Linked DNA regions of Mus musculus: all the other regions are linked to region 2. A link is a loop called in an ENCODE intact Hi-C map of the cell type or tissue named here. Cell type or tissue: left cerebral cortex. All regions are shown on one strand. Each heading gives the region's core, and the rest is flanking DNA. Links, peaks and the distances in the headings are about the cores only. Region 1 overlaps Retreg1 (reticulophagy regulator 1). Region 2 overlaps Retreg1 (reticulophagy regulator 1). Region 3 overlaps Myo10 (myosin X). Region 4 holds the start of Retreg1 (reticulophagy regulator 1).

Evidence for each region. Peaks named below come from ENCODE experiments on the same cell type or tissue, not always from the same donor. Only the 100,000 strongest peaks of a DNase experiment are listed, where the experiment ranks them.
Region 1: a loop joins it to region 2, with 5 times the contacts of the local background. A loop is called at or near these places in 13 of 42 quality-filtered maps.
Region 3: it touches region 2 in a loop (2.3-fold over the local background); 14 of 42 quality-filtered maps call a loop at or near these places.
Region 4: a loop joins it to region 2, with 1.9 times the contacts of the local background. A loop is called at or near these places in 5 of 42 quality-filtered maps.

Annotation. Positions count from the first base shown.
Region 1 is chr15:25,955,258-25,962,642 of GRCm38, forward strand. The region is part of intron 3 of Retreg1 (reticulophagy regulator 1); the gene reads left to right. Among named protein-coding and RNA genes, the nearest start is that of Mir7212, 11 kb to the left of the region's middle. In left cerebral cortex, for the core only: a CTCF peak has its summit at 4,300; a DNase peak (open chromatin) is centred at 4,281.
Region 2 is chr15:25,897,503-25,904,887 of GRCm38, forward strand. The region is part of intron 3 of Retreg1 (reticulophagy regulator 1); the gene reads left to right. Among named protein-coding and RNA genes, the nearest start is that of Mir7212, 47 kb to the right of the region's middle. In left cerebral cortex, for the core only: a CTCF peak has its summit at 3,257 (motif pointing right); DNase peaks (open chromatin) are centred at 1,720 and 3,263; H3K27ac peaks cover 524 bases.
Region 3 is chr15:25,801,707-25,809,091 of GRCm38, forward strand. It overlaps Myo10 (myosin X), which reads left to right. Exons shown (of 41, transcript NM_019472.2): 34 at 1,557-1,680; 35 at 2,593-2,890; 36 at 3,805-4,012; 37 at 4,837-4,973; 38 at 5,351-5,471; 39 at 6,030-6,482. Among named protein-coding and RNA genes, the nearest start is that of Retreg1, 38 kb to the right of the region's middle. In left cerebral cortex, for the core only: CTCF peaks have their summits at 3,698 (motif pointing right) and 4,318 (motif pointing right); DNase peaks (open chromatin) are centred at 3,724, 4,301 and 6,024.
Region 4 is chr15:25,839,206-25,846,590 of GRCm38, forward strand. It overlaps Retreg1 (reticulophagy regulator 1), which reads left to right and starts at 4,093. Exons shown (of 9, transcript NM_001034851.2): 1 at 4,093-4,407. The coding sequence starts at 4,139. It also overlaps the pseudogene Gm4824. In left cerebral cortex, for the core only: a CTCF peak has its summit at 4,005; DNase peaks (open chromatin) are centred at 1,821, 3,930 and 4,279; H3K4me3 peaks cover 2,308 bases; H3K27ac peaks cover 1,742 bases.

The sequences.
Region 1 (7,385 bases), core at 1,196-6,195, 58 kb after region 2:
GCACCATCTACACCATATCAAGTTTTTTTCAAAATATACACGAGTTTAGCAGAGCAGAGATACCCCGTTGAGAATGCAGTTGATTTTATGCCCAGTAGGGTGTGGTCATTTGGCATGGATATATTCTTTTCATAGCTGCTAATTATTTCATTCAACTGATGGCTTACCTACAGAAAGAAACAAATAAGTACACTCTTTAAAGAAAGGCTCAAGGCATGAATGTGACCTACAGTCAAACGGTCCACCGTGTTGGTTAGTAGCTGATACCTGTGCAATGCAGGAGAGTCATCAAGTTTTTTTTCCAGAACCCATGTTATCCTTCTTTATCATATACATCACAATTAATTTTCTTTTGTATTAATTAATGATTAATTAATTAATTGGCCTTTGTATTAGACACAAGTTGGAATGACTCGGCAATTCTGTCAGTTTGGGCTCAGACCCAGTGTCATTAGTCTAATCTCTAAAGAGCAAAATCAGGAATTATGTTGTCCATTGATCGTTTTTCAATTCTAAGAAACATATTCTTTTAAAAAAAAATTGTCACCAGTTTCATACCTCTAAACCTAAGATCCAAAAACCAGGGAATGGACATTTACTTCTGAGCCCAAGTGCAATAAATCCTGGACTGTAATTTGCTGGAAACTACAGATCAAATAGAATTCGAAGTTGGCATACTCCCTCCACAATAACAGGTTGCTTTCCGTGAAGCCTGGTTCTTGACTCTGATTTTTATCTGCCCTTTGAGGATAGAGTGGAAGTCTTTTCCTGCTTCGGGACAGACAGGGAAGTGATTGAATCAAATCTTGGCGTTGGTATTCAAGAAGGACGGGCCTCTTAGTCTTCCACATGTCTCCATTGAGTGCTTGCTTGCCTTATACTTGGGAAGGTCATTTCCTTGCTTGGGACCTTGTCTTATAGAGCCTAGTTATTAGACACTAACAAAGGCAGAAAAGTTGAAAATGGCTGGTGTCTTATCCTCAGGCACGTCAAAAGAATCTCCCAGCTAGCAGAAGAAAGCATCCTTCTAGATGGTGGATTAGATAATCGTGTCTCCCTGTCCCAAAGTGGCACTGCTTAGTTTGAGATACATGGGGGAAGGACAGTCTCAAGGACTGGCCAATTCCTGTTCCTTTTCAAACTAGGGAGGGAGGGAGGGAGGGAGGGAGGGAGGGAGGGAGGGAGGGAGGGAGGGAGGGGTGTGTGTGCATGCATGCATGATTGTGTGTAAGTGTACATGTTTGTGTGCGTGTTCGTGTATGAGGGGTCTAAACAGAACACTAAGTTGCCCAAAGAAGGTGGGGCTCAGCTTCTGTGGGTAAGAAAAACAGGCACGGAGCTGGCGCCTCTTTGTCCCTGTCCCTGGGAGAAGGTGCTCCTTGCCTAATTGGTCTGAGAAAGTGAGAGACCGCTCTGAGCACTCTGTAATTGTTTAATCTCTTGCTTGCTTGTTTAATCCTCCAGTTGACACATCCCATTTGCTTCGTCATGGCTCTAATTCTGTGTGTGGAGAGAGACATTTCCCTGTCCTTATTTTGTTCCTCTCCCTACACATATTCACTCATAGAGGGCATAGCAAGTCTCCAGGGGATTAAGAAAAAATTCCGACACGTTACACTAAGAAATGGTAAAGTGTGTAACCAGATATTGACTGACCTTTCTAAGAAAAATTCAACAGGAATTAGCATCAACAGATGGTCACCAGCAGTGAGCATGAGACCCTGAGTCACTCGCTGAGAATGAAAGGTCTCTAGGCCAAAACGTATTTATAGGTGTGAGGGCTGCACCAGCTGTTTGTCACAGTTGCTAGGTGACAAGTTATTACAAATCTTTTTTTAAAAGCTTGTTACATTGGACGATGACATGGCTAACTTTCTGAAAAATACTGTTTAGCTTCGATTTATGTATACTTCCTATCTCTAATAAAATCACACTGTGAAACAGTCTCCCATAGTGCTCTGCCAGGAATCTTCTAAGTATGTTTGAATGTGATTATTGGATCACGAATTCACACATGACTATGGAAAATCTACAAAGTTACCAGAGAAGTGTGTGTGAGGCAAGCACTGGAACAAGCGAGCTCTGTCCCCAGGCCTTTCTGCTTGTCTCAGAGAGCTCAGAAGAGAGTCCACAACATTTTTAATGTGATTTAAAATCCAATGGGGAGTGAGCATTACAAGGATCATAAACCATCACAGTGGAATTTCTGCATGAAGACAATAGAAAAAGCATGGCTTCCAGTAACAGATCTCCTGAGCCCCATTTTCTCTGGGGGTAAAATGGAGACTGGCACACCAGTCCTGACTCGCAGGGTGCTGTGGTGACTTGTTGAGAGAACAAGGATCACGTAGTGATGATCTGAGACAGTGCTTGCCGATGAAGCCCTTAGCAGACCGCAGTCAGGGCCGTCCGTCATTATACAGAAGGATATAATTTAGTCTGAGCAGCTGGCCCCAGACTGTAGGATGGCTACTGGGAACTGCATAGAAACTGCTACTGTGCTTGAAAGAGAGAAGAGGCCCAAGTTTGGCCTAGAACCAGGGCTGCTCTTTACCTGTCTCTATTTTGACTCATTTCGTCGTAGTTAGGGATGGATGCCCTCTGCCATTCGTCTCTGAAGTGATCTGTATGTTCCAGTGTGGACCGTGTACTTCCTGTGCCGGTCACTCCTGTTCCATGTGACCTTGAGCCACACAGATAAAGAATCTAGACTTCAACTTCCTCGGCAGTAACCTGGAATATAATAAATCAGACATGATCACTAAAATGAGGTTATTGAGTTTCTAAGTGTCGGAAGAGTCCCTGTCCCCTGGAAGGTGTTGTCTGCTCATGACACTCTGGACTTGAAATGGGTTTCTCTGTTTATCTGAATCATTATTCAATCTCCCTGGCTCTTTTCAACTTAAAAAAAAAGTTACCTAAATAAAAAGTCTTGCTAATCTGTGTAATCTTATTCTACAATTATTTTTAATAATTGTCTGCCTCATAATTTAAAATGTATAGTTTTCAGTTATTTTAGCTTAAAATGTGTTAGTTCTTTATTTTGTTACAAATGGCAGAAATAAAACTGAAAAACAGCTTTATGAAAAGGAAATTGGCCTTAGTCTGTAGATGGCCTTGCTGTGTACATTGCTTCTTGGTTTTAGCAGTACTAAGAATTCAAACTGGACCTTCAAGATTCATTTATATTCTAGTCCCTCCCCCAACACACATAACATACAGCACACACACACACACACACACACACACACACACACACACTTGGTTTTTCCTGTCCCTCTCTTTCCCATCTCTTTGGTAATTATCTCCTTTAACAAGTTAAAAATATGTGAAAATATTAAAAATGTTTTGTTTTGAAAAATAGTCTTCACTTTTAAATAGACTTTGCACTTTGGGACAGTCTATAGCCACACAGCAACAAGTTTATCCTACCCTGTCCACAGCAATGAAAACATTTTGTATTTAACAAGTTTGTCTCTCTTATCCAACCCCCTTAGTTTACAAATTAATTTTTCTCTAGTAGCTTGAGATTAAAAGCTATTTCTAACATGTCACTTTCATGTGTGAAGTCTCTCTCCCTCTCTCTCTCTGTCTCTCTGTCTCTCTGTGTGTGTGTGTGTGTGTATACATGTGCCATGTGGGCATGGGTGTGTTCTCAGGCACTACGTGGTCATGTGTCATCTCGCTGGTTGAGGGCTATGCCTCCTCACTTGAAGTCTCTGGAGTTAGGAACAGTAACAGTAAGCACACTTGCTGTAGACTCAGTGGACTATGAGAAGCGAAGTGCCCACAAGAGATCTTACTTTTTGAAAATGACACTAAGACTCACTTGTTTCGGTATTCGTGTTGTTGGTCAAACCCTAGCTAGCACATCTCCCCGCTTTCAGATAGACAGTTTATTTTTTTTTTCCATTTTTATTAGGTATTTAGCTCATTTACATTTCCAATGCTATACCAAAAGTCCCCCATATCCACCCACCCCCACTCCCCTGCCCACCCACTCCCCCTTTTTGGCCCTGGCGTTCCCCTGTACTGGGGCATATAAAGTTTGCCTGTCCAATGGGTCTCTCTTTCCAGAGATGGCCGACTAGGCCATCTTTTGATATATATGCAGCTAGAGTCAAGAGCTCCGGGGTACTGGTTAGTTCATAATGTTGTTCCACCTATAGGGTTGCAGATCCCTTTAGCTCCTTGGCTACTTTCTCTAGCTCCGACAGTTTATTTTTAAAGAGCGTTGACTCTCATGTTTCCTGATCTTAGAGAACCCCCTAATGGAGAATACTGTGTCCTACACTGTGAAGCCACAGACAGCGCACGAGAATTCCATCAGGTTAAATGTTAGACTGCAGCCAGCACTTTTTACTGGGCATGATAGCACATGCTATAATTCCAGCACTCTGCAAGTAGAAGTCTGAGAATCAAGAGTAGTAGGCTAGCCTTAGCTACATAGCAAGTTCAAGGCCATCTTGGACTACATGGCATCTTGATTCAGAAACCAAACAAACAAACAAACAAACAAACCAGCAACAAACAAACACACCCCCTCAAACCTTGCTTTGGATAACTTTATATTTTTAAAGATTATATGTTTTGTGTGAGTCTGTGTACATGACTGTAGTTATCCAAAGAGGCTAGAGGTGTTGGATCCCCTCTGGCTCTGGAATTTCAGGCCTGTGTGAGCTGCATGAGGGGGCCATTCTTGAAGCTAAGCTTTGGTCTAGGGAAGCGCAGTGCATGCTTTTAACTGGCGAGCTATCTCTCCAGCCCTGATAACTATCATCTTAAAGGAAAAGAAGTACAAAATAACGCAAAGACACGCACAAAAGTTTTCGTTTTTTAAAAAATTCGATTCAGACCTATTTGACTTTTTGAAATCTACTGAACAACTGAATCTGGGAGGCCCTTTGGGAGCCTGGTTGTAAAAGTTGCCCTCAGGACCAGGGCAGAGCTTAGTTCAGAGATGATTCATTTTCTTGGCTGTTGAGCCAAGACCCCACTGGGTGCTCTATCAATGACTGTGGATATTGAGGTTTTTCTAGTTGAGTTGAGGACATGGAGGCTTCTTCGCACAGACACTGCTCTTTCTATGCGTTCATTACAGCCCTTTCCTGCTGTCTGAGTTTCTCATGCAGGCACACCTATCAATCCTCTGCTGAAAATGTCAGGGGATTCCCCTGCGGACCTACTAAGTGCACTCTCTCTATTCATCTACTCTCGGGCCTGGGACTCCTCACTCTTGGGTCAGCTCAGGGAGATGACAGATCCCACCTGGGTGGCTCCTCTCTGCTCTGGCTTCTGGAAATTGTAAAGGCAGTGAGCTAGGCAATTGTAAGAGTCTTGGTGCGTTCTCTCTCTCTCTCTCTCTGTCTCTCTCTCTCTTGCCTAATGAGTAAATCTAGCCCCTGACATACCATCTTGCCCTGGCAAATATCTCTGTCTATTTTTTAAAATAGTACTTCCACATATTTTGCTTACAGTGACTCTTAGGGTAAGAAACACATGGTGCAGAGTGCCTGGATCACTTATTCTTGCAAGTTTCTGAGCTTCCCCTAAACTGTTCCACCAGGATCTTCTCAAGTGAGGTCCAGGCCCATTTCAGTAGCCTGGGAGCCAGACACCACCAATGAAAAACTCCAAAGGGTGGACTTCCGTACAGCATGCACATGACTAGTTACAGTTTACCAGGACAGGGAGACAGAAAAGCAAGGATATTGGCCTAAAATTCAATTCAAAGCTCCTTCCTGTTGATAAAGGGGCTGCTTGTCCCAGGAGCCATCATATTATGTTTACAGTCCATAAATTCTTCAGCTGTTGACAAAGGAGTTTGGGGCTAAAGGTTGATCAATACCTTGCTAAAAAGACTAAAGAAAACTTAAGTAAATGGCATTGAGATTGATCTAGCTGTCTGTCTGTCTATCTATCTATCTATCTATCTATCTATCTATCTATCCTGAGAGAGAGGAAGATTTGCAGATTCTGGAGCCAAGCCTCTCTGAAAGCTAGACTGGCTACAAGGGGACTGGGACCTGTGCAGTGACATAAACTCCTAGGACTAAAGGCATGAGGGCCCCAAGAAACTGAAGCTGGTAGGATCCAATGGTGATGCTTCGGTGGACCTTCTCTAGTGGCCACAGTGTACCACTGGCTCACTGTTAAGAAACACCAAGTTGGGAGGGAGTCATGACACTACTTTGTTTTGAACCTGGAGTTTGCATGTCCTGTCTGAAAGCAAGGAAGAAATATTAACAATTACACTGGTGGTAACTAAATTTTCTCCCTTAGAGGAACTTTCATCATAGATGGTGTGTGGTGTTTGGTTAAGAACTTGGTAAAATCTAGAACTGTTTTGAAGGCTAAAGTGTATTTCACTTCCCTGTATGATGGTGGGGCCTTGCTGTGCGTATCAGCTACTGCAAGGATGATAAGACAGCCAGAGGGAAAAGACATCTCCCAGACTTTGTCCAGGATTCACAGAGATTACTACTCTGCTATTATGTTTCCCAGGCTTTCTAGGGAAACCTAGAGTTTTGTGATGGAGCAACAAGTGGCGTGCAGACGTCACTTGTCCTAACCCCCAGAACTACGCATGGGTCTTAGTTTCCGCTGAGTATTTGGATTCTGCACATGACATGCTCTGCTTTCCTGGAAAGGCTTGGGCTTGAATGAACCCACACTGGTGTTGGTCAATCGCAGTTCTTTTTTTCTTCATTCTAGGAAGAAGAGAAACAAGGAATGTTCCCTATTCTCAATAATAACGTGTTTTCTTTTTAAAGGGTAGCAGTGAATTTATTTGTTGTTTGAAGGTTACATTGTTTAAGTTCAATGGAATTGGAAGGCATGAATCTTGTTCTTAGGTCTTGACTCTGTCCCTAAGTAGGTGAGACAACTTGGGTGTGTTTAAATGTTCTCCATCTACAACATGAAGGAATGGGAAAAACTGACATTAGGTCTGACCTCACTCCAAATTGTAGAATTCTGTTACCCATAAAAATATGGTGACATAAATTAATGGTTGACTCACTTGAAGACTATAGAGATGCATATTCCTATAACAATCACTGTTTCATTTGTTTCTAAAAATTTTATCTTTATGTGTATGGGTGTTTTGCCTGTATGTATATCTGTGGACTGCACACATGCATACATGTGGAGGTTAAAAGAAGTCGTTGGTCCCTGGAACTGGAACTAAAGATAGTTATGAGCTGCTGTGCTGGGAACCAAACCTGAGTCCTCTGAAAGAGGGACACGTGCTTCTCACTGCTAAGCCATCTCTCCAGCTCCTCACTATAGCATTTTCAACAATTATATTGCAGTGATCAATTCTTTTGAGTCCATGGTCCATAAATGTGAAGGGATACCCTTTCTTAATCTCCAAATTCATATTT
Region 2 (7,385 bases), core at 888-5,887:
GAAAAAAATTAAGAAAGACAACAACTTATAGGTTAAATACACAATGCCAGGCAGATCACTGGGGGGGGGGGCTAGTGTGGGCGCTCTGTGCTCATGGGAGCCATGTACTAGTAGGGTCTTCTTTATTCCAAGTTCATGGATTCTAATGCTAACCCTCCTCCTCGGCAGTGGCTGGACATTGTCCCCCACTGTCCTTTGGTGTGACAGCTGATATGCTCAGGTTACTCAGCAAGGGTTAGTCTTCCCTTTTCCAGTGTCTGTTTTCAGTTTGGGCTTGGTCTCAGTATGAGCCTGGCTTCCTGTCTGTGAGCCTTTCTTCAGTTAGGGGAAAGCATCGGACGACTCTCGTGGAGGTGGTGGCGCACATACGCACGGCACGTGTACAGGAATACTGCAGACGTTTAAGGACTGTTTGCAGACTCTGCAAGGGTTTGCATTGCAGCAGTTCCCAATGCCAAAACCGGGCTCTGATTTTCAACGGCATCGATAGTGACTGGGAACTTTTTAACTCAGAGGCTGCATCATGTCGGTATAGGTCTGCAGAACAGTCATTTATGCAAATGCATGCTCTGAGGACAGCTCGTTTTTTCACCTGTTTGTCTGACAGCAGGAGCTCTGCAAACTGTATGCAGGATTTATACAGAGGTTGCCATCAACTGGACTGAATTAATAACTTTTTAAAAAAAAATTATTTTTTTACTTATTCACTTTATATCCCACTCACCTGCCCCGCTCTGGTTAAATCTTTGCCCTTCAAATATATATATTTACATATATCTATATCTATATACACATACACACACATATAGATAGATAGATAGATAGATAGATAGATAGATAGTAGTTTGTTCATTATAACCCAATTAAGGGGCTAGGTTTTCTGCATCAGAAGTTCCTTTATTGTTCCATATCGATTTATTTAAGGTTTATTTCACTGGCATTGAAGTTGTAGAAATCGAGAGTGAGAAAGCACTGGGGGACTTCTGACATCTTCTGGGACATCCAGAAGCTTATAGCAAGGAACTGCCGCTGGGTGCTGGGTGGGCGGTGCACCAACCTGACTCACCTTGGGGCAGAGCACAGGTCATCCTGGCCAGCGGAGGCAAGCAGGAGCGTGGGCACTAACATTTGGCACTGGCATTCAATGTTCTTTTGTTCCATGGGCTTCCAGATAGTTCCCACAAAATGGACATTAAATTCTGAGGATATTATTCCTCTTTAAAAAAAAAAACCCAAAAATTCACCTAGTGTCTCTACGTTGTTGTCTCGTCTGACAAATGGCACACAGTTTAAAAAATGTTTTTTTGGTTTGTTTGGTGTGTGTGTGTTGCAAGGAATTGTACTTGTGGCTTTTTGCATGCTAAGCAGGTGTTATACTACTGAGCGACAGCCCCAGCAACGACACGTTCTTTGAGGGTGTACATGAGTTTGAAGGAGTATCTTCTGGCAAAAGGTACATTTGGTTGAGTTAAGTGAAGAATGGTTTTCTTTTTCAGAGAATAAAGTCACTGAGCTCAAAGCCTGCTGGATGGCTGCGTAAGCCTATTTTGTCTAATGATAACCGGGCAAGCATGGAAGCAGAGCTTCACAGACTCGCAAGCCTGTCCTGTGCCAAAAGGAGAACTCCAATGGGGCTTTCATGCCTTTAAAAAAAAAATAACAGTTGAGCACAATTCAGTAGTTATCTATTGTCCAATGGGACTCAAAGCCCCTTTCTTCCTCTCCTGACAAAAGAAGAGGCCTATTCATAGACAGAACAAATCCTCACAAGGGTTGCTGGGCTGGGCCTCCAGGCCATGCACAGGACTTCCCAAGATTCCAGCCAACGCTGCTATGTTGTTCAAGTTGTACTTGGCTGTTGAGACCCATCAAAGCCAACTACAAAATGGAGCTTAGTTGTGAAGTCGTTCTGGAGGAAATGACGTGGATAAACAGGCTTATTATCTCTCGCCACGGGTCGTATACTTACTTAAAAATTATTTATGGGCCTTTTAATGTGTCCCATAAATGTGTAGATGTGTAAGACCCATATTCTTCTTTGTGGTGGAGCCTGTGACACTGAAGGAAGTACTAGCCCAGACTGGAGTCAAACTCCCTGGAGATGGATGAATGTTTGTGTAATGGCAATGAATATGTTTTTCAAAAAGTATTAAAGATAAAACTCATGGCTTTAAAAATAAAATGAAGGCTGAGGATGTAGCTCAGTTGGTGTCTGTCTAGCATGCCTGAATCCCTGGGTTCAGCCCCTAACACCTCATAAAACCAGTGTGGTGGCACATGCCTGTAACCCCAGACCTAGGGCGGCAAAAGCATTTGAATCAAGAGTTCAAGGTTATCCTGGGCTACACAGCAGGTTGGAGGCTAGCCTGGGACATAAGAATACTCTCTGAATAAAATAACCATAGCTGTGCTTCTGGATCAAGCTGTGGGTCACTGAACGTTTTTATGCTGTGTAAAGTTCTATCTCGTGCACATAGCACAACCTTTAGATTTCATCTATTTGCACTGCTCGTAGGTTCCCTGAGTCTTTTTGCAGTGCAAAAGCTTGAAAGGCAAAGAGAAACTCCTGGTGCACATGTGAGCATCTGCTGAAGTCAGGAAGCTGCATCTGGTGTGTTTTATAAGAAAGAAAAAGGAGCCAGGGATATGTTTGGTAGAGTGAGGTGTGGTGCCGCGGCTGGGGTTGGGGTGGGCTCTGAGGGGCCCATGCTGAGGCATCCCTTCCTCTTGAGGTACCAGCCACACAAGGAGTATAATGTAGAATATATAGAATAGAGTTTATTTAGGGCATGGGGAGGAAAGTTGAGCGTGTATTAGAGACAGAGAAAGGGGGGGGGAGAGAGAGAGAGAGAGAGAGAGAGAGAGAGAGAGAGAGAGAGAGAGAGAAGAAGGAGGAGGAGGAGGAGGAGGAGGAGGAGGAGGAGGAGGATGAGGAGAAGAGGCTGGCCATGAGCACATGGAGAGAGAGGGAGGGGAATGGGGAGAGAAGAAAAGACAGAGGGATAAGAGAGCAAGAGAGTGAGGAGGGGGTAAGCAGCCCCTTTTATAGTGAATCAGGCATACCTGGCTGTTGCTAGGTAACTGTGGGGCGGAGCCTAGGAGAAATGCTAACAGCATCTATGGAAGGAAGGGTGTGTTAAATGGGCACTGGTTTCTGGGCCTAGACTGATCATTTAGCACCATTGCAAGCCTTCTGGAAAGTTTTCCTTAGGGCTTAGTAAGACGTCTGCTCAATGGTGCTTCTCCGCTAGTGGCCACTAGGGGGCGTGTAGGAGGCGGGACCTTTCTGGGACGCTGAGAAAGAACCCACTGCTAGGGAGATGAAGCCATCCACTCCAAAGCCGGGTTAACAACTTCAACCTTTGGGCAAGACAAACACATCTGTGCTTCCCCAGCTACAAGAAGAAGATCCAGTTAAAATCTACATCTGTCTATACTTAGGATGCATATTTGCATGTGTATGCAATGTAGAGAAGAGTAAAAATTAAATAACATAGATCAAGAGAAACAATAGAAAAGTGTGAAGAGACACATGCCTGTGGAGAGTAAGGCAGAGTGGGCAAAGAGGACACCCAGAAATGAACGCCAGGGACTAGGGATAAATGGCTAAGGGTCTTGGAGGGCGGAAGAAGCAGAGGCACTTGATGTTCTGGGCCTTTTTGCTACAGTTTCTTCTCACAGTCTGTTGTTGCTGTAGACAGTTTTCCCCCTCCCTACAACTTGCTTCTGAATCAAAACACACAGACATTGATGTGTTTATAAAATGATAAAGAGAAAGGTGGTATGTTCTATGGGGGTGTGGTGAGCTATGGGGGAGAAGGGGTGCCTTGGCGGGCTCATGCCAAGGCATCCCTTCTCCCTGAGGGACCAGCTACACGATGGTATACTATAGAATGGAGTTTATTCAGGGCATGGGGAGGGGAGTTAAGAGGGTAGTAGAGGCAGAGAGAGAGAGAGAGAAAGAGAGAGAGAGAGAGAGAGAGAGAGAGAGAGAGAGGAAGAAGAAGAAGAAGAAGAAGAAGAAGAAGAAGAAGAAGAAGAAGAGAAGAAGAAGAGAAGAAGAAGAGAAGAGAAGAGAAGAGAAGAGAAGAGAAGAGAAGTGAAGTAGAGGCCAGCCATGGCCATGAGCATTTCGAGAGAGGGGGAAGGGAAGGGAATGGGGAAGGATAGAAACAAGAGAACAAGAGAGGGAGGAGAGGGGACAAGCAGCCCCTTTTATAATGGGTCAGACCTACATGGCTGTTGCCAGGTAACTATGGGGTGGAGTTTAGACAGAATGCTAACAGATATTTTCTTATCCTTCCTGTTCCAGAACCCTATATAAAGTCAAATCACAACCCCCAGAAAGTAGCTTCATTTCTAGGCAGTCGTGTGGAAGGAGGATACGTTGGTGATTCTTTGATTCGGGGTATAAAATAACCATTTCAAGTTCCAGGCAAAGATCCCTGTTTGTTAGGAAAATATGCGAGTGCTATGGGGAGCTTCCAGAACCGTGATGTACTTAGTGCGGGCTTGGCAAGCCTACTGCCCCACCATGTCCACATTCCAATCCCTCCTGTGCCTGTCACCTTAAATGCCAATAGGCACTTTGCAGATGTAGGGTGTAGATATTTTCTGGATTGTGCACATGGACCCGGGGTCACCACAGGGCTCTTTCCAGAGCAAGACAAGATTGGGTTGGACAGGAGGTGGAGGAAGAGCAGGCGTCCAGGAGGGTCCAGGAGAGCTGGTCCAAGGAGCTGATGGTTTGGGTCACCGCCTCTGGAAGGGAGACGGCTAATAGACAGGCCACAACTCCAAGACTATGTTTGGGAGGGGCTTCAAGCCACAAGCCTGTGGCAGTTTGTTGCAGCAACCATAGGAAAATAGTGGAAAATTCTGTCTTAGTCAGGGGTTCTATTCCTGCACAATCATCATGACCAAGAAGCAGTTGGGGAGGAAAGGGTTTATTCAGCTTACACTTCCACATTGCTGTTCATCACCAAAGGAAGTCAGGACTGGAACTCAAGCAGGTCAGGAAGCAGGAGCTGATGCAGAGGCCATGGAGGGATGTTCATTACTGGCTTGCTTCCCCTGGCTTGCTCAGCCTGCTCTCTTATAGAACCCAAGACTACCAGCCCAGAGATGGCACCACCTTGGGCCCTCCCACCCTGGATCACTAATTGAGAAAATGCCTTACACCTGGATCTCATGGAGGCATTTCCTCTAGGGAGGTTCCTTTCTGTGATAACTCCAGCTTGTGTCAAGTTGACACACAAAACCAGCCAGTACATATTCGTTATGATGTGAAAGAACCAGTCTTTACTGGAAATTGTCAAGGGCAAATTGGTCAGGTCTATCTACGAAAGCAATAGGTTTTACCTGGTTGGTGACGTAGTTGAGTCCTGACATAGTTTGATTCAATTTGTCCAAGAGCAGTATCCTGAAGCAGGGGTGTCAGGGTTGGTGGGACAGAAAGACAGAAGGACAGCCAATGTGTCTAGGAAAATGTTGCCCCTGGGACAAAGGTAAAAGGAAGATCAAAAGAGGAACCGGTGTGGTGAGGAGGGTCCCGAGTCAAATGACGATGCTATACCGGAAGCCGGCATGGGGCAAGGCTTGGAGGCAGCAGCATCTGTGTCCTGAGAGACAGGAGGGAAGCACTAAGGTGTGGAAAGCCTTCAGAGACTTGCGTGCGTGATGAGGTCTCTGTGGGTTTCCTTTATGTGTCAGGTTGGGGAGGAGGCTGTTAGGACTGAAAACAAATCGAGGGGCTTAAAGATGAGAGGAAGGCTGAGGAAACAGGTCAGGTGGTATGAGCTGCATCCTGGGAAAGGATGATAGCGAGTGAATGGGTGGAGACTAACCAGTGACCTGAGGAGTGAATGGGCAGAGATTTACCAGTGACCTTGGGAGTGAATGGGCGGAGACTCACCAGTGACCTGGAGAGTGAATGGGCGGAGACACACCAGTGACCTTGGGAGTGAATGGGCGGAGACTCGCCAGTGACCTTGGGAGTGAATGGGCGGAGACTCACCAGTGACCTGTAGAGTGAATGGACAGAGACTAACCAGTGACCTTGGGAGTGAATGGGCAGAGACTCGACAGTGACCTTGGGAGTGAATGGGCAGAGACTCACCAGTGACCTGAGGAGTAAATGGGCAGAGACTAACCGGTGACCTGGAGAAAACCCAGGGTTGCTGTCTGGTTCCAGAATGTTCTCATTACCTTCAGAGGGACCCTCAGGTCATTGTTCACCCCCCTCCCTGCCCCCGGCTCCTCTAGCTCTAGACAACCACAGTCTCCTTGTTCTTTATGCATTTGCCTGTGGTTATTCGTATAAACAGCCATGTGTCCTTCATGGACTGCATCAGGCTTCTTTTGCTTAGCGTAATCAGTTCAAGATTCACCTATAATATAACCGTTACCACACTCGACTCCTCTTCACAGAAGAGTAGCAGTCCGCTGCCTGAATAGACCATATTTTCTGCCATCATTAATCTGATGGTCTTCCGGTTATGTCCATTTTCTTTGGCCAGGGAGCAGTTTGATTTTCACTAGTTTGATTTTGACCTCAAAACAGCTATGGTGATGTGAATAAAGGACAGGTGAATGGGTGTAATATGTTGTATATATATACATATATTTAGTGTGTATATATAGTGTTATGTATATTGTGTATATCTCTATCTATCTATCTATCTATCTATCTATCTATCTATCTATCTATCTATCTATCTATCTATCTAATGTGTGTGTATATAGTGTGTTATATTGACTATGTAGGACTCACTGAGGGCCTCAACCCTGCCACCGGGGACAGAGTGTTTGTGGCTGTGAGGGATGGCTTTCTCATTGACTTAGTTCGCAGTTTACAGCTCTTTTGTGGAAAATTGAGCCTCGCAAAGGGGAGTAGGGGTATCGTTAGTAGGGTTGGGGTTGCTCAAGGTCTGACTAAAGGATGAGTAGCCGTGGGGGTCCCCTGACTGGGGAGTGTGGCATCATCATACCTCACGTGCTGCTCATTAGTTATTTTTGAAGTTAGGTTATTCTTACTTGTGCCTGCTTTTAGTACCTGGACAGCCGGGAGAGAACTTGTAACCCTGCAGCCATTTGGCCTGGGCTCTTGGAGAGTATTTTTAAACCAAGACACTCAGAGCCATCTCGTGTCACGTGAAGCCCAGGCAGAACCTGAGCTGTGCTTTCCTGTCCCTTTGGACCACGGCTTTAGATTTCGAATAGTATTTTGAATTCCACACGCGCACACACACATGCTTTAAAATACTCCCTCTCTTGGCAGTTTTCTTACTTTTTTAAGTCAACGACTGTTTTTATTATAATGAGCAAGGAAATTTTCAGTCATGACTGTCAGGCCATCTGTTACGGAAAGAAAACCGTGGTTTCCT
Region 3 (7,385 bases), core at 1,186-6,185, 95 kb before region 2:
CTGAAAGGAAACAGAGAGCCCAGATTGTGCTAGAACACTTGGGATCCCTGACAGCTACCTCCAGATCGCCAGAAACAACAAATCTCATTGATTTCGTAAAATTTCAGTTCCCTGCTTGTAAGTTTAATTGTTCAGTCAATGTTTGTTGGTTGAAAGCACCGATGATTAGCCGCCAGCTGCCACAAACCTCCCTCATGGTGCTGTGGACCCCGGTGAAGCTGGAGACCCCTGGTGGTCTGATAGAGCCAAGGTTGGAATTTCCTACCCAAACCCAGGGGTTTCCAATGTGGTATGTTTTCTAGAAATTTGAGACCAAGCTACAGCAAATTCTTAATCCCCAGTACACAACCAAGCTTCCTGTGGAACCCAGGGCCCTAGATACAAATAATCTCATTTTTAGCAATAAAGATATTTTTCTAAGCTTCCTTTTGAGAGAGGAGGCAGGTTTTTTTTTCCATGTCAAGCCACACATTTTTATCAAAGCTGTGCCATCTATTTTTATTCTCTAATTGCAAATTCAGACATTCAGAGAATAAATAGTTTTTCCAAATATAAAAGACTGTGTCTTCAGAAATGAGACAAGTTACCCCAATTAACTAGAAGATTTAAACCATCGCTTTTCTGCCAGCCTCCAGCGAGTGTTGTTGGAAAGATTTCCTACTGGAAATGACATTTCCCTGGAAGAATGAATCAGTGCCTGTGCCCAACCCTGCTGTTTGTTTAGTGATGTGGCTGCCTCCGTGGCATCCCAGTAGCATGTGACGAGCGTCAACACAGGATAGGATTCTGTCCAAAGATCTTAAATTCTCGGCAGAGGGGCCTAAGGGGGACGTGTCCCTGTGGGTGTGAGGTGTGTCATTTCCAAGTTCAGAAGAGCCATGAGGCCGAGCATTGAAGAACAGTGCTCGCGCCCGTTGTAGAGAGCCAGTGTTCAGTCCCCAGACCCATGTCAGGGAGTTCCTAGCCACTTCTAGCTCTGGTTCCAAAGAATACTATGCTGCTCTCTCTTCTGGCCTCCACAGACACCACACATATACACAGAACTAAAAAGGAAGTCTTTAAAAGAAGTGTCAAAAAAATTAATAATTAAAGCCAGTCTATGGCGCTGCATGTCTATAATCCCAACAGTTGGCCGACTGAGCAGGACTGTCATGAGTTCTAAGGCTACCCTAGATCTGCCTAAGACTCAAAATATAAAGTCTATCAAAATGTATTTTAAAGTGAACTATACTTGGAGATCCCACGATTGATGGCAAATCATGAAGATTAATTTGTTCAGTAGACGTGTGAGTAGCTACAGGGATGGGGGGTTTTAATAACGTGAGGAGACTTGGAACACTTGAGACAGACACTGAACTGTGTCACATACTTCTGGGGTCCGTGCTTAAATCCAGGTTGGATTGATTCTCTTTGGCTGGAAATGGTCACCGCTGGATTTCCTGGACTTTGTGAAAGATGTTCTGTGTGTGGAGGCATGGTGGGATTCGCTCTCTAAGAGTAGGTGCTCGTCACAGTCCGCCTCCTTGCTTTCTTTCAATGGCTGCTTTGCTTTGTAGGAGAACTGCCTCAACTCTGACGTGGTGGAGCAGATTTACAAGCGGAACCCGATCCTTCGCTACACGCATCACCCGCTGCACTCCCCGCTCCTGCCTCTTCCCTATGGGGACATAAATCTCAACCGTGAGTTCAGAAAGCCCCCAGGATCCTCAGAGCCTCGTAACTTTGTTCTAACGTGGAAGCAGTGCTACCTCAGAGAGTCTCTAAGTCATTCCAGACAGGAAAGAGACGGTAAAACATGCTCAAGTACAGATGTAAGGCAGCGGTTTATCAACCTGAGTCACGACCCTGCTGGGGGTTCGCGTATTGGGTATCGTGCGTATCAGATACTTAACAATTCATAGCGGAAGCAAAGTTACAGTTAGGAAGTAGCCGTGAAGTAATTGTGTGGTTGGGGTCAGCACAGCAGGAGGAAGTGTATTAAAGAAGCAGCATTAGGGCTAGGAAGGTTGAGACATTAGAGAGTGCTTCTCCATGAATTCAGGGCAATCCTTAGAGTGAGTATACAGTGCCTGTTGGACTGTGGTAGGAAGGTGTGCCTATCCAGCCCTTCTGTCTTTAACTGTCAATACACCATCCAGTGAGTTGTCTATATGTTCATTCCTTCATTATGAAGTGGCTTCGTAGCATGGTGTCAGCAGCGGCAGCTTGCGGGAGGTACGCAGCACATCCGAGACGCGTGAGGCAAGGCTACGGTCTGTAGAGGATTCATTGCAGTTTTGCCTGACAGTATTCTCAAGTTCTAATGGATTGACAGGAGATGTAACCTGTCATTTTTAGTCAAGGTACATAGGTCCTAGACAGTATCACGTCTTAAGCAAGAGAGCTGTCCAACTATAGTTCAGGTTTTAATCAAGCAGGTTCTGTACTAAAACCTCAGCTGTCTTAACAGAGCAGTGCAGCTCGCTCGCCTCTGCGCGGACATTCCTTAGAAGTGGCTGCTTGTCCCCACCCCCATCCCTTCCTTTAGTCTCCTGCGCCTGTCATAACTTCTTCCAGCCCCTCCAGTGATTTCGGTTGGCTTTCTTTCCCTAGTGCTGAAAGACAAAGGCTACACGACCCTTCAGGACGAAGCCATCAAGATATTCAATTCTCTCCAACAACTGGAGTCCATGTCCGACCCCATCCCTATCATCCAGGGCATCCTGCAGACCGGGCACGACCTGCGGCCTCTGCGGGATGAACTGTATTGTCAGCTCATCAAACAGACCAACAAGGTGCCCCATCCCGGCAGCGTGGGCAACCTTTACAGCTGGCAGATCCTGACCTGCCTCAGCTGCACCTTCCTGCCGAGCCGCGGGATCCTCAAATACCTCAAGTTCCACCTGAAAAGGTAGAGCACTAGGCCAGGGGGCACTTTTGAAAGAAGCTGGGCAGAGCTTACAGAGGTATAATCCACCATTGCGACATCAAACGCTGCGACAGGGCTCTCCAGCCCGACCCACAGGGCCCCTCAAGCAAGTGTGTATGACTTAGATGTCCTCTTGCCCTTTAAGCCGAATGAAGAATCAAGCCACTAATGTATTCATGCTGGGTACATTTAATTACTCTCTCTATAGAAAACCCCAACTTTGATTGTGTGTGTGTGTGTGTGTGTGTGTGTGTGTGTGTGAACTGACTTAGTTCTTATCAGATTTTATTCTGAGGTTGACAGCGTGAGGTTATGGAATACTTTTAGGTAAAAAAATGGCTACGTAGGTGAATCTCTGAGTAGTCTGTCTAATCTCATTGTTCTGTGTGTGGCAAAGGCAGCTAACAAGTCTCATTTTGCTCAACTGTGGCAAACAACATTTAAAGCTGGACACGGTGTCTTGTTTTGGTAATCTCCTCACTGAGGCAGGAGGAACGAGAGTTCAAGGCCAGCCTAGATAGAGTACATCGTGAACCCCTACATTAACAAAGAAAGGCCAGGTGTAGGCATGGCGTGCACACATTTAATCCCAGCAGGAGGCAGATGCAGGCAGATCTTTTTGAATTCAAGGCCATGGCCCAAGGCATTATAATTTTGGTTATTAGCGGTGCCACATAAAAAAAAAAAAAAACTGGCAGCGGACTACCCGCAACGTAGGTTCTTTACTTTTTCCATGTCTGAACTAAAGCTGGACCTAACCAGAAAGACACTGCCATTCACTCCTGTCACCACAAGGGGGCAGCCTCCCAGCCTCTGCTGCTGAACCCTCCCCACATCCCAGCTCCCTCTGGCCAGCCTGTGTCTATCTCCAGTTCACAGTCACCTTTGTCTCCCAGGATACGGGAACAGTTCCCAGGAACCGAGATGGAGAAGTACGCCCTCTTTATCTACGAATCCCTTAAGAAAACCAAATGCAGAGAGTTTGTGCCTTCCCGAGATGAAATCGAAGCTCTGATCCACCGGCAGGAAATGACGTCCACAGTGTATTGCCATGGCGGAGGCTCCTGCAAGATCACCATCAACTCCCACACCACAGCCGGGGAGGTAGGGAATGCCGACAGTCAATCGCCTTGTGCTTGTTGCACACTGGCCCATACGCCTGTGGTACCTGAATGTGTGTTTATGCTCAGTGTATCCGCTCAACAAGCAAGGAAGTCAGTACAGCCAGCAGCCAAGCGCACGCACACACACACACACACACACACACAGTAGAGGTAAAAGTTGAGTTACGTGCAAATGCAAAGCTCCACCTAAGCCAGTGTCCCTCAGACGTAATCTCCCCCATCTTGAACGTGTCTAGATCTGCAATGGGGAAACCCTGTGAGAAGGGTGTGTCGAGTCTCTTCGGCCACCAGGTGTCTCTCTGTGCCTGCCATGAGAATGTGGAGAATACCACATCAGAAGAGCACATTTTCCCCTGACCTCTTAAATCAAGCCCAACAAAAGCTTGGAATGATGGTGGCGTTGCTAATTAAGCCTTAGGAGCCTTTTGAAGTGACTCATCATTAGAAATCGCCACTGTTTCTCAAGGCTTATCAATATATCGGATAAAAGATGGGACTTAGGGGTTTCATTTATTTTTCCAACTACTGAGGCTTTGCAAAAAAAGAAAACCGTAAGTTAGTGGTCCTCCTCTCCCCTGCCCCTCCCCCCACGCCCCGGGGAGGGGAGGGAAGAAGAAAGTCAAAGCTGAATTTATCAAGACAGTAAGAGCAAGCCAGTACATGCTCAGGCTCCGGGGCAGCAGTCTCAGAGGGCTGTGTGGACCCTGCCACACCAGCCTCTCCCTCCGACAGATGACGTCGTATGCATGTAAAGCGCATGGCGGCAGCAGCGTCTGAGCTGAGAGCCCCTGATGTGTCTTCCAGGTGGTGGAGAAGCTGATCCGAGGGCTCGCCATGGAGGACAGCAGGAACATGTTTGCCTTGTTTGAGTACAACGGACAGGTGGACAAGGCCATCGAAAGCCGGACCATCGTAGCTGACGTCCTGGCAAAGTTTGAAAAGTAAGTTCCTCCCCTTCAAAACGCCTGGAGAACACGTGTGTTTGCGTTAGTTTATATTTTACCCTTGTTAATCTATTTACCTTTTCCTCTCTGCCACCTGTTGGCCCTCTTTGCTTGAAAGCTTTCTCTTTATTATCTACCCTAAAGTGGAACCTGGCTGGAACAATGCACTTTCCCTCTGGTTAAACTACCCAGGAGATCTGACAAGGACTGCCTTGCTATTTTGTTTGTGTGACGACCCCTTGTGTCACCTCTTTGTCCCATCATATGGTAGGACAGCTTCATCTTCAGAGTACGCTGTGTGAAATCAGCCCTCTGTGGGTTACCATGGCCCATTTCTGGTTTTGCTCTGAGACTTTTGTGGCTTCTGCCTGTAGGCTAGCTGCCACGTCAGAAGCCGGGGACGCGCCATGGAAATTCTACTTCAAACTTTATTGCTTCCTGGACACCGACAGCATGCCAAAAGACAGCGTGGAGTTTGCGTTTATGTTTGAACAGGTAAAAGGAACTCCAAGAGACAGATTCTTTTCCTTTGTCAGAGACAAGAGAGAGAAGCCCATTACTGCAGCAAATAAATAAACTGCTAAAGTCTGTAGGATTAGGTGCGGTAGCAGACTTACCAGCAAGGAAAAGCTAACCACTCACTGTGGAATGAGCACTCGGTTTGAACACCACTGCCAAGACACTTGATGTGCCAGAGTCAGGGGATACTCAGGCAGGGCACCTCCACTCTCTCAGAGGAGAAGGGGAGGGGGAGTAGAGGGGGGACTGGGAGGGGGACAGCAATCAGGATGTAAAGTGAATTTAAAAAAAGTATCACTGCCAAGAGACCATAGGAGTAAAAGCCACTCCAGGGTTGGATGACACCCATGAAGGGGAGGAATTTGGCTTGGAAGCGGCAGGCCGTGCTTTGCTAGGAGAAATCCAAGTGGAAACGTGGGGGTAGGTGGGTGCTTTGCGGGGGAGGAATTTAAGCTTAAAAGGGAGGCTGGGATACAGTCTGCATGGCATGAGTAGAGGTTTCCTGACATATTTGCTGTCTGTCACCTCCTTTAGGCCCACGAAGCCGTCATCCATGGCCACCACCCAGCCCCTGAGGAAAGCCTCCAAGTGCTGGCTGCCCTGAGACTGCAGTATCTGCAGGGCGACTATACCCCGCACACCTCCATCCCACCCCTCGAGGAGGTTTACTCTGTGCAGAGACTCAGAGCTCGCATTAGTCAGTCGACCAAAACCTTCACCCCGTACGAGCGCCTCGAGAAGAGACGGACCAGCTTCCTGGAGGGCACGCTGCGGCGGAGCTTCCGGACCGGGTCGGTGGTTCGGCAGAAGGCGGAGGAGGAGCAGATGCTGGACATGTGGATCAAGGAGGAAGTCTGCTCGGCTCGCACCAGCATCATTGACAAGTGGAAGAAACTGCAGGGGATGAACCAGGAACAAGCCATGGCCAAGTATATGGCCCTGATCAAGGAGTGGCCTGGTTATGGATCAACACTCTTTGATGTGGAGGTGAGAACCGGTTGAACAGGCAGGTGCTGTACAGTCCGGACCAAACTGTCTCAGAACCTGAACCTCCCTGGGGTCACACAAAGGGACAGAGGGACCACTTGGCTCTGTGCCTTCTGAGTCTCACCACGAGCATCCTCGTGTCCCACACGGGTTTTGTTTTGTTTTTTTGTTGTGTTTTCTTCGGTAGTTTTTGTTTTTACCTGTGTGTGTGTGACATCTGGAAGAGGGCAAAGGTCACTGAACTGAAGTGGTCAGGATTGGAGACAAGCACCTTAACCCACTGAACCATATTGCGGCCCTCCTCAAAGGTTTATTTTCTGTTCCTTTGTAGCAAATATTTCTATAATGGAGTCGCCAGTAGGATGACCTCCATGTGTGTGGCTGGTTGGCTGGTTGGCTTGATTTCTGTTGCTCTTGATCTAGATTAACATTGGGTTCAGCTGGCTTCAGACCTACTCTGTATTTGAAGGTGGTCTGAACCCCTTTCGTCCACTTCCCAAATGCTGTCCCGGAACTCAGAGTCACCTGCCCCTGCTGGGATTAGAGGTGTGTGCCAACACCGCCAGGCAGTGCAGTGCAACTCTGCAAAAGAGGGATTGACTTTTCCTGATGTGCATTCTGGGTATTCAACCCAGGCTCTGGTGCAAAGAGGCAAGAACTTTAGCCCTGAGCTACGCCCCGCGTCTCCATCTAAATATTTTCTTCCTCAAGTCAGCACTTATAACGTTTCAGACTTCAGAACATTGCGGATTGTAGCTGGCAGCGCAGAAGTGCTGAGCTAGCATGTCCTTCTCCATTCCTCGTGATGACCTACTATGAAGGAACGGCACCTTGGAGAGTGGAATCCTGGTTTCATTGCTGCTGTTTAGCCACTGCCCCAGGCCAGCATGAATGTCCTTATGT
Region 4 (7,385 bases), core at 1,485-6,484, 58 kb before region 2:
TGAAAGACCAGCCCTTCACGGGAGGTTGTTTGTTTGTGGTAAACACATCCCTTAGGAGAAAGCTGGTCAAACAGATATTTCTGACTTAGATCGTCTTGTTTTTACAAGCACCACAGACAATCAGCTGGACGCAGGAAGCAAATTACTTTTATGTTTCTGGCACTAGACCAGGAAATAGGGTCAGAAAAGGCTGTGAGGTGGGGTCGAATCTCCTTTTCCGCTGTTACTGCTACATGATGTTCTTATTGATCCGTGCTTAGAGTCAGCTATTAGGTCAGTGACTAAAAATGTCCAGAGAGTTAGGAATAAGGAGTAGAAAGCTGGGTAAGCTAAGGATAGAAATGATTGGAAAATGTTAATCTACAAAAGGTCTATCTACAGCAACGATGATCCATACAACACGTTCAACGACTCCTTTTCTTGAGAACTGTGGAATCACTGCAAGAATCCAAAAGGGAAAGTGGAAACACACACACACACACACACTCGAGCATGTGTGCAAGGTCTTGCTGGTGTGTTTCTGGCTCTCCTGTGACTCAACTTGATTCTGCCTAATGAGACTCTCTCTCTACATGGGAAGTTACTTATTCCCTTTGTCTTCTGTAACAAAATTTCTACCTACTTTTAAAAGAGAAAAACATGAGTCCCTATGTGCTTAATGCTAGCCTTTTCAAGACCTGTTGGTTTCTGAATTGTTCTTTTTTTTTTCTTATTTAGTTTTTATTCATAATCATAAACTTAATTTTGCAATCCAGCTAGACTTGAAGGGGAATGAGGAAAATATGGAACCCAAAGAACTTCAGTGAGAGCAGAGATTACAGGACATTGCGAGCAGATGGGGTAGGGACGCTCTCCTGAGCTACAGAAGGAACGGTTTGATGGGTAAAACGCCCGCAAGTCAAAAGAAATTAGAGTTGTCCACAGTCGGAAATGGTGATCTTCTTGCTGGTCTTGCCATTCCTGGACCCAAAACGCTCCATGGCTTCCACAATGTTGATGCCTTCTTTCACCTTCCCAAAGACCACATGCTTGCCATCCAGCCATTCAGTCTTGGCAGTGCAGATAAAAAACTGGGAACCGTTTGTGTTGGTCCAGCATTTGCCATGGACAAGATGCCAGGACCTGTATGCTTCAGGATGAAGTTCTCATCCTCAAATTTCTCTCCGTAGATGGACCTGCCGCCAGTGCCATTATGACATGTAAAGTCACCACCCTGGCACATGAATCCTGGAATAATTCTGTGAAAGGAGGAACCCTTATAGCCAAATCCTTTCTCTCCAGTGCTCAGAGCTCGAAAGTTTTCTGCTGTCTTTGGAACTTTGTCTGCAAAACAGCTTGAAGGAGACGCGGTCCAAGGGTTTGTCATCGGCTATGATGTCGAAGAACACAGTGGGGTTGACCATGGCTGCAGCAAGCGGCGAAAAGCGACAGTGGCGTCTGCAAAGCCTGAATTGTTCTTTTTTTTTTACCCATCCAGTAGCTACAATTGTTTCCCTCTCTTTCATATTTGGGAGGGGGCAGCTTTCTGGCTTCTTTGTCCTTTTCTGATATATATTGTCTAATTATGTAGCTCATTAGTATTCATGACTCTATTCCCCCCCAAAATTGTCAAAATCAAACAAGAGTCTTAAATTTAAAAAAAAAAACCCACAAGACTTGTTTTTAATTATTTGAGTCAGGGTCTCACTGTATAGCTTTGGCTAGATTAGAGCTTGCTATGTAGACCAGGTTGGGCTTGAACTCATGGAAATCTGCCTGCTTCAGTTTCTGCTTCTGCCTCCCAAGTGCTGAGATTAAAGCCATGCGCCACATCCAAGTTGCTGCAAGCAGGGAACAAGAATTACTTTACAGCTTCCATCCAACATTAGTTTTCTGTGCTCAGGGCTGAATAAATTACGTGGGCATCACAAAGTAACTACTCAGTAATACCAATTTATGTGTCTCCACCAGTGTCTCCTTGCATTCCACAAGTTTTCAGTAATTATTAGAGGTCAGAAGTAAAGGAGGACATAGGGATAGAGGGATTAATCCAGCCTTTGTCTGAGCAGCCTTTTCTCTATAGTATTTTGGTGGGGGGCGGGGGACGGAGAAGAAAACCCTTCAGAAATCAGAGCTATTCTGGAAAGATTCATCATTAAAGGGAGACAATGAAGATGGAAATCACCCATAGCAGCCAGAGGGTAGCTTTTTGGTGACTCCCTTGCCAGCAGCTTTTACTGCATCCACAGATCCAGACAACAGATAATTAGAATTCAGGGGGAGGAGGAACTCGAAGAATCTTGTAAACTTGTTCCTGAAAGTTTATCAGTCCTGGGTTTGGACCACAGGGACACCAGTTCTACAATCCCACCGCCCTGCGTCCTCAGCTCATGTCCCTGTCAAGTACTAAACAAAGCCCAAATCACATCAAAAAGCATCTTTATCCACCCCAAGCTCCTCCACCAAGGCCAAGAAGGTCCCACATTGGACAAAGTTCTTTGGGTGGGAAGGATGACTGAATTGTTCCCATACTGCCTTTTCCTTGCTTCCAGAACCTCTCTGCATGGAGCTGTCACCCGGATGGCAAGTTGTCATTGCAGAGTAACAATGTCCTTGAAGAAAACAATGACTGATCTATACCTGCAACTCATGTGACCTTTTCCCAAGCAGAACTCCCAACAGAGAGCCCTGCTCCCTCTGGCCACGCCCACCGTGAGTCTCTGAGCTTTAACAAGTCAAGAGCTACATCCCAAACCCTTCTGAAACCTGATTTTTGGATGCAGTTTAAAGGAGAAATCTCTTGGCACTGAGGATTTCCATCACAGCGTTTATCAATTGTAAGTGATACCTTTTGGACTGTGAGTCTCTTGCAGGTAGAAGTCACATCCACAGGACCCAGCAGTGTACCAGGCACACAGTGGGTGGTCAACCAACTTTTGTGTGAACCCTAGACTTGTGATTCCTTCAAATACAACATTCATTTAGATAACTGTCCACGTCTAGCCTGTAATGTGTAAATAAATGTTTACATTCATAGACACAGAGGCCCTCTAGATTAGCATTACAAACTTTAACCCAGGGGCGGTGGTCTCTCTTTGCTTTGAGAACGCACCAAATTCATCCCGTGAATGCAGGCTGGATACAGAGTATGCCCAGAGGATACCAGGTACCCCTGATGCATCGACTCTCATGATTGCAGGAGGGGATTTCATTCTAGAGAAACGAACAGAGACTGGACATGCACAGCAGTCCTTTAGTTTTTCCCACAACCAGGAGAACCACATGGGGAGCTCCGGTATTCTTCGACCTCTGAGGCCGCCCTGTGACAGGCACATCGGATCTACTGAAACACCTCTAAAACTTGGCACACTAGCAGAGGCAGGCCACAGGCCACCCTCTGCCTTCTCTGCTTCCTGATCAGCTCAATGACATTCTGCAAAGAACAACTCACTTAACTGGAAGCGACTTTCACCAGCGTGTGCCCTGTGGTCTGGCGGGTCCTCACTCTTGAAATCAGAGGGCCAAACCGGTTCTTCCTTGACTCCAAGTGTGCTTTTCTTCCTTTCCCAAGTCAGCGTTTCTATCTGACACAGTTAGGCAGGGTGTTCCTGCAAGGGACCTGGACAAGGGCTGAGTCCTAAGTGCTAAAATACATGGCCAGGGGCACCCAGCTATTTTCTTCAATACTAAAGGATGGACGACTTGTCTGCTCTGGCTGGAGAAAGTGAGAATGCACCACCTTCCCCCTTTTAAAATCCAAAGCCCAGACTTCCCTTGGGGGCGAGTCCTCTACCTGGCCCCCTCAACTGGAAGGAAAGAGGAAGTATTTTCGTTGGTCCCAGGCTCTCCAGGGACGCCGCCCAGCTAGCACCCACGGATCCGAGCCCAGGATGTGCAGCCAGACCCAGGGCGGCCCCGCCCCTACACGAACTTGACCGCACCCTCTTTCCCGGCGCGGCCAGGCCTGACGTCACAAGGCACCCAGCCGCCAGCACCCCGCGGTGCGCACCCTGCGCCCCGACCGGTCCCCCGTTGTCTCCGCTGCTCTCCCGACGCTCACCGCCAGGCGCGCGCGCGCGCGTGCCCGCCCACCCGCCCGCCCGCCTCCCTCCCTGTCCCCGTCCCCATCCCCGTCCCCGCCAGCAAAACACCGCTGAAGATGGCGAGCCCGGCGCCCGAGGAGCACGCCACACAAGGATGCCCGGCTACCGAGGAGCAGCCGCCGCGGCCTGGAGTTCCCGGAGAGGAAGCAGGGCCAGAGGGCGCGGGGCCGCAGGTGGAGGAGGCCGCCGGGAGGGTGGCCGCCGCCCTGACCTGGCTGCTCGGGGAACCCGTGCTGTGGCTGGGCTGGCGCGCAGACGAGCTCCTGAGCTGGAAGAGGCCGCTGCGCAGCCTGCTCACCTTCCTGGGTGCCAACCTGCTGTTCTGGTGAGCGCTCGGGCTGGGTGGGGGCGCCCCAGAGGGCAGGTCACCTTGGGGCGCCCATGGCCGGATGTGGCCTGGCTGGGGGGGTTGCGGGGGCCTCTGCGGTGGAAGTGAAGCCTGGTCCCACTTGCTTGGTCACCTGTCTGAAACAGGTAGTCACCCATTTCAACTTTCCTCTAGACGCACTTCCCTGTGAGTGGCTGTCACCCTTGCTGCGGGTGTCCAGTCTCCAAGGGGAGGTGATGATGGTCAGCTGACCCACGTGAGCTCCTGTATCTAGGGATGGTCCAGAGCTCTTGAAAACTTCGGCCCTGGTATTGTTAACTCTCAGGTCTTGACCTGTACTTTCAAGTATGGGGGGTTCAGAGGCCCGAGGGCTTGAATTAATTTTTTGCACCCGCGGAGGCATATCTGGGCCACCTTAGGTACATTCTATATGCTGCTGCCTTCGTGGGCCACCAGAGATGGGCAGTGAATGATTTGTTTTTCTTTCCCCTGGAGGGTAGGGTTTACTGTCTTAGATCCCAGATGAGAAAGCAGGAGGTAAACAAACAGGTGGATTAGGTACAGCGCCCCGCCCCAAGACTGCACAGCTGTGGGGGTGGGGTGGAGGTGGAGGTGGGGGGTGGGTGGGTAGTAATTTCAGAGAAACTCCAGAGGGAATAGGGGAGGGATTTTCTTTGAGTAGCCCCCAATCAACAGGTTTGCCTCACCAGAAAGTGTTCTGCCTAGGTAAGCATCAGGCAGCGTCTGGCTCCATCACGGAACCATGAGCCGTATCGTCTGGTACTAGTTCATCAAGGGGGAAAAAAAACCTTTGTTTGCTAAGTGCCTTCATAACAAACAGGGCCCTCGAAGTTCCGAATAAGCAGTTTCCCTAACAAGTACCTATTTACAGGACGTAGGTTTCTTAACCCCAAAGTTGGGAAATAAATAAATGCATAAAAAGAGACGTAGCCTGTTATTTTTTTCTTCAAGATTAATAACTTGAGCAACGTGAAGGATTTTCTTCAGCTCCCCGCTGGTCTTGGTTTACTCTGAAAACGAGCTGTGTCTTGTTGCTGTCTGTGGATGTTAATTAGCTTTGGGTCTCTCAGTCTTGCTGTTTCTGGAGTTTAACCCAGGTCTCTATCCTGTTGTAAAGTTACCGTAGCCATTAAATGAAGAGGTTATATCATAGTGAGCTAGGCTGGGCAGGACACCAAGTCTTAGGGCTGGGTCTCAATGATTTACTAATAAGCAGCCTGTTTTAGGTTTTAAAGTTTTATTTACTTAAAAACACCACAGTTCTGAAGCTTGAAGGTACAAAAATGTAAACACTTTGAAAATCTTCTCCCTTTGAAAATCTCTTTCCCACGCCCATCTCGGCTTCTCAGCTTCCTCCCAGAGGCCACAGGGGCAGCTAGCTCTCTGAGTTGTTGTTGTTTTCTTTTTTTTTTTTTTTTTGGATGGTGCCTGTTTCAGCAGAAGTTCTGTGTGTTGTGCAGACTGTGAGCTGGCACACTAAGGATGGGTGGACGCCTTGCTGAGTACTCCTTGTTGTTTTCAACGCATAGAATTCCTTTCCAAGAGTGTTGAACCTCCCCAAGGAGGCTCAGCTGTAGTTCAGAGCATGCACATTTTGAGTGCGATAGCTGAGTCTTGTAGTGTGTATCATTTTGTACATATTATGGAACCGTTTAAAGGGTGAGTCCCACAAGAAAAACAGTTGGGTCAGAGGGCATGTGCCCTTGCATTTTCATGGCTGTCACTGTATTGTGGGTATGGCCGCCATACTGTTGTTGGGATTCTACCAGATTCTTTGCTCCCCGGCAGTGGGTGTGACAGCTTGCTCCTCTATGCTTTTGCCAAGAAGCTTCTGAAAATCGTTTTTCTCTTGTAAATCTAGTAAGGGGAAAGGGTACTCCGGGATGGTTTTAAATTTGCATTTGTCTAAGACTGAATGCTTTTCTTGTGTTCCAGGACACTGTGATTATCTTTTCTCTGCAGTGCCTATGTATCTGTTACAACAACTCTGGTTGTTTCTTCCCTTTAGACGTGGATCTTCTTATTGATTTACTGGAGCTCTTTGTATATGATGGATTTTGCATAATTAATGTAAAGAGTTGCAAACATTTTTCTTGTGATATGTGTGTGTGTGAGAGAGAGAGAGAGAGAGAGAGAGATAGAGAGAGAGATTATGTTCTGTTCTACATCTGTGTGTGTGCATATAGTAGAGGTCAGAGGGCCTCTTTAATTGCTCTCGTTAGTTTTTTTCCAACAAGCTTTCTCACTAACCCTGGAGCTCATATACGTGGCTGGGTTGATTGGTCACTGAGCCTCGGGGATCTGCCTGTCTCTAGCCCTTCATGTTGGAGTTATAGACACACACTGCCATGCCTGGCTTGTATGTGGTGCTAGAGATCTGATTGCTGACGTGACAGGCACATTCCTGACTGAGCCACCTCTCTAGCCTCCTTATGACGTATTCTTTCAGAACCATTGTTGGAACCATTTTTTGTATAAATAATTAAAAAGTATATTTAATATTCTCTCCTGCCCGTCTTAGTTATCACTCTGATGGGAAGACAAAACAGTGGCCACAGATTGAACCTGGTTAGGATCTTACTTGTTTTCTTTTTCCTGTTTGCAGTAGCTGAATTCCACGCATGCATTTGCTCTGACAGAGAACCATCCTGCTCTCAGAATCCTGAAGCAATTGCTGCTTTTGTGCTATAATCCACTGGACTTTAGGACTTTTTTTAATTGATGAATGACTGGTTTTGAGATCTTCCTTATTTGTTTCTCTGAACTTAAAATATGCTGCTTAAAGCCTAAAACTTAAAAAAAAAAGCTAGTTTATATCTTCTCAAATGAGCCTATCTTTGTTTTCATTCCTTCTTTCTCCCCAGCCCCCAGCCCCCCAACAGTATTTTACTGTGTAGCCCTGTCTGTCCAGGAATTTGCTTTGTAGAACAGGCTGGCCTCCAACTCCTAGAGAT